2 separate regions of the Homo sapiens genome follow, and region 2 is linked to region 1. Evidence: chromatin loops called from intact Hi-C (ENCODE). Cell type or tissue: PC-3. All regions are shown on one strand.

Region 1 (2,500 bases):
TATAATAATTCATTAAATTCTACTAATAATTTCAAAATCATTTATACAAATCTCATTGTAAACATTTAGTTTCTGATGTAAATGTTCTTAAAATGAGTAGGAAAAAATGTTATTTAATAAATGGTACTGTGACACTTGGCTTACATTGAGAAACATTTTGAGCTTCAGTTCTGACCATATAAGCACACATAGACTAAAATGTATTTTATAAAAATGCAGTTACACAAGTAGAATTTATAGGAGATTATTTCATCTCATCTTGAAAATTGACCTGTAAAGAAAAAAATAAGGATTCTTTTTGGAAAAGACATATAGATTTGTGTGTGGGTGTGTGTGTGTATATATATATATATATATATATATATATATATATATATACACACATACATATATACATATAAAAATGTCTATACACTAAAATCACCATAAACATACTAATTTTAACACTTTCAGCTCTGAAAAAATGACAGTCTTATTAATGGAGAAAATGTTCTGCCACAAGAGGAATGATGTATAAAATAAAGTGTTTAAATGTATAACTGGGCTCCCATACACACACGAAAGAAACCACAAAGAAAAGGGGGGAAATAAAAGAAAAAAGAGAATCAGAAATCTTCATATATCAGGGAAAAGGTGGGTAAATATGTTGGTGAATCTATGCCACACCTGGCTTACTAGTGTGGTAGAACAAATGCCTCGCTTAGCAATAGTTAGCGACTTGGGTTTTAGTCGCACATTTAATGTACAGGAAACAAAAGCATGGATCCATACAAAGTGAACAATTGGATTCTAGACAGCTCAATTGCTACATCATCTTCTAAAGCTTGCACTCTCACTGGAAAAAAGAATTAGAGAAAAAGTATCTGCTAACAGAGAAAAAGAAACATGACAAAAAAAACCAAAACAAACAAAAAACCACCAAGAAAAAGCTTATCTCTGCCTGGGCTGCTGGTGAAAACAAACAAAAAAAACACAAAAGCTTCCCTTGATACTTTTTCTAGAAAAGAGGTATTTTTCACTCTAAGAAATAATCATGAAAACTATTCCTGTGAGAGTCATAGTCATGCTCCTTTGACAACTGGAAGGACTCACTCATAATGCTAAGTACCGGGGATTCACACAGCTGCACAATCACCATCACTACTGAAAATAAAGCTCATGACTAAAAATGACAAATCACATGAGTAAGAAATCCACCATGAGCAAGAGTGCAAAACCAACAAATTAAAGACTGAGCAGCCCAAGAACTTGAGCTAATGTAAATATTATTCAAAATAAACTAGAAAATAAATAAGGTCTAAAAGAAAAACTGGAAGCTGTAAGAAAAGAATAGGCACTAAAGTAAAGAACATGTACATTTAAAAACAAACCAACTTGAAAATATAGAAATGAAAATAAAATAAGTGAAATGAAAAACTCTGTAGATAGCATAAACAGATATAACTGAAGAAATAATGTAAAAAATTCTATTTATATCTGTGGGAATAATTTACAACAAAGTACAAAGAAATAAAGAAATGTGAAATAAGCTAGAAAATTTAAGAGATGGTATAACATGAGGTCTATTATATTATGAATAGGAATTCTAGAAAAAGAACATAAAATCTGGGAGGAGCAATATTCAAATATATGATGGCAAAGAAATTTCTAGATTTCCTGACAGATAATGTTCAGATTCAAGAACAGTAGGCCCCAAGCAAATCACAAAATACCCCAAAGAGCCAAAGCAATCTCAAGTAAAAAGAATAAAGCTGAAGGCATCAAACTATCTGACTTTAAAATATATCGCTAGGTCATAGTAACCAAAGCAGCATGGCATTAGTACAAAAACAGACATATAGACCAATAGAACATAATAGAGAATCTAGAAATAAATGCATGTATTTGCAGCTAATAGATACTTGACAAAGGTGCCAAGAACATCCAATGGGCAAAAGACAGTCTCTTCAATAAATGGTGCTGAGAAAATTGGATATCTATATGCAGATGAATAAAACAAGACCCCTATCTCTCACCATATGCAAAAATCAACTCAAGATGGATTAAATATTTAAACATGAGACCTGAAACTGTAAAACTACTAGAAGAAAACAGGGAAAATACTTCAGAACAATGGTCTAGGCAAAGGTTTTACAGCTATGACCTCAAAAGCACAAGCAACAAGAACAAAAATAGACAAATAGGACTATATGAAACATAAAAAGCTTCTGCACACAAAAGAAACATTCAGTAGAATGAATAGGTATCCTGTTGAATGTAAGAAAATGTTTGCAAATTATTTATCCAACATGGGACTAATATCCAGAATATACAAGGAACTTGAACAACTCAACAGTACAAAAAAGTGGACACAGGACACGCATAATTTCTCAAAAGAAAACATAAAAATGGCCAACAAGTATGATATGTTTTGTCTGTGTCCCCACTGAAATCTCAATTCGAATTGTATCTCCCAGAATTCCCACGTGTCGTGGGAGGGAACCGGGGGAGGTATTTGAAT
Region 2 (2,500 bases), 81 kb before region 1:
GATAACCAAAAACGTCCCTGGGGGGACAAAAGCACCCTCATTGAGAACCACTGCTTTAAGTGAAAAACCTAATGTAAATTTGACAATATTGTAATTACATCATTAACATTGGGAAAAGAAACTATCACCAAACTCTCAGTTGCAACATACATATTATGGATAGCAAGATAGAGCTGGGCTTCTCACATATTTCCTATATACCTTCTAGGAAATTGAAATATTACAAATATATCAAAAACTTATGATTCAAATATCACAAAACTTTTGAAATGCCATTGTCCTAGTCTGTTTGGGCTCCCATAACAAAATACCATAAAGTGAGTGGCTTAAACAACAGAAATTTATTTTCTCACAGTTCTGAAGGCTGGAGGTCCAAGATTAGGGTGCCAATAAGCTACATGGTTGGAGTCTGGTAAGGGCTCTTTTTGTAGCTGGCAGATAGTTTCCTCTTCTTTGTGTACTTACATGATCTCTTCTTGGTGAATGAGGTGGGTGTGGGGGGCACAAACAACCTCTTTAGTGTCTATTCTTATAAAGGCAATCCCATTATGAGGGCCATACTGACAGCTCATTTAACCCTAGTTACCTCCCAAAAGTCCCAGCTCCAAACAATACCACATTGGGGGTTAGTGCACCAACATACGAATTTTGGGGTGACAAACATTCGGTTCATAACAACCATTAAATTTCTAGCTTAGAAATTGCATGTTGGTTGAGACAAGAAGTAAAATATCTGTTCCTATATTCCTGGAAGAATAAGATAAATAATTGTCAATTACTTTTTAGTGTATCACATATCTTCGTTGTGTGTTCAGATTACATAAGCATTATTAACACTACTGGACATTTTTATTGATTAATTTTAAATTATGCTAGGTCTTCCACTTATGAGTTTGTGTTTTATTTACATTTATATAAAATAAAAAGAAAAAGAAAGAAATAAAAAAACTACCCAAAATATATAGGATCCAAAAACTATGTAAAATAGTATTTTTACTATTTACTAAAACACTAGTCTCGGTACTGAAAGTCTGAATGTGATTACTCTGACACACAGGGAAGGAAGAGTGACTGAGGAGTTGAGCAGGTGGGTCTGAGGGGATGCTCAGAGTGACAGAGTGATTCTGAGCAGCCATTTCATGGCAAAGTTGAATACACGTTGTGACTCATCCAGTTGTACACTGATAATTTGTATATTTTTCTTTATATACTTTACAACATAAAAAAAATTTAAGAAATGTTATGAATCACACATTTATGAATCACACATTTACTGCTTTTGCAGGAAAGATAAAGAAGACAGCCTCAACCCTCAAGCAAGTCAAAGTCTAAAGAAAGATTCAGACCTGCAAACAGATTGCACAACACAATGTGGTAAATGATAAATGACATATATGAGCAGAGTTCTTTACTAACACAGACGAGGAAATAATTAACTATGCCTGGGGAAATCAGAAAAGATTTTATGATAAGTAGCATTTGAACTGGGTCAGGAAGCATTGTAAGGGCTCATATTGCTACAAGTTAGTTACAAAAATGTAATTTAGTTTTGAAGAACAATTATAAATATAGGTTACCTGATCGTCAATCACCTTCAGGTAGCTCAATATTTATTGATTAACACTAAAAAAAATGTGAACCAGATGCAACCAAGTAAAAAAATCCTTGCCTTATTACCCAGAGTTTTATCTAAAATAGTAATAGTAAGCCTGGACATGTGTTTATGCTCCAACTGTGGATGTCTTTGTCATTGAAATGAGCTTTTCTTTTTTTTAACCATGTGACAATGAAAGGCAGAGGGCAACGAGACAATAGAAGAGATGAAACAGTAAAATGTCACATAAATGCTGATGGAGTACATTATGCAAATTGATACTATGCAAATACTTAAATGTAGTCTTAGTAATGAAGAGATATGAAAACATGAAAAAAATTCTTCAAAAATGGTTGCCAATCATCAGTGGCTGATTATGAATACAAAAAACTAACCCTTGAGGAAAAGAGCAATGGCCACATTCTCATTGATCCAAAATTTAACTGGAAGGAGATGCAGGCTCTGAGATACAGAGTCGCAGCAGCATCCATGTTAACAAGAACTGGAGTTCAAAGAGGAATTACTCTCAACCTTGTATACTGGTAAGAGGGTCTGTTTCAGGGAGTGGTGAGAAAACACATTAATTTTAATGAAATAAAAAGTTTGGCTTAGGAATTTCTGTTTTAGTGGAATTGTATTCTTGAGTACTGCTCTTCTCTGTCAAAGCCACTGTTGAATGATATGCTGGAAAAATTACTCAACCAGAAGTAAAATTTCACATTATTTAAAACCTCTATTTACTTTACTATCATTTTAATTTGGGAAATCCTCACTCTTTTTTCTTTAGCAAAACTCTCTCAAGATGGAACACTCAAATTAGTCAACTGTCAGGAGTGCTCTTGTAAGCTTCAACTCTTAAATTGTGGTTTACTCCTCACAGCCACCTAAATTTTCAGACTTTTCAGT

Evidence for each region. A loop is a pair of places that touch in the nucleus more often than their neighbours do. Peaks named below come from ENCODE experiments on the same cell type or tissue, not always from the same donor. Only the 100,000 strongest peaks of a DNase experiment are listed, where the experiment ranks them.
Region 2: it touches region 1 in a loop (10-fold over the local background); 1 of 110 quality-filtered maps calls a loop at or near these places.

The regions. Positions count from the first base shown.
Region 1 is chr3:87,286,099-87,288,598 of GRCh38, forward strand. No RefSeq gene overlaps it. Among named protein-coding and RNA genes, the nearest start is that of POU1F1, 11 kb to the left of the region's middle. In PC-3, no CTCF peak of the experiment used is centred here; a DNase peak (open chromatin) is centred at 1,153; H3K27ac peaks cover 1,761 bases.
Region 2 is chr3:87,205,025-87,207,524 of GRCh38, forward strand. No RefSeq gene overlaps it. Among named protein-coding and RNA genes, the nearest start is that of MIR4795, 20 kb to the right of the region's middle. In PC-3, no CTCF peak of the experiment used is centred here; a DNase peak (open chromatin) is centred at 1,277; H3K4me3 peaks cover 972 bases; H3K27ac peaks cover 2,384 bases.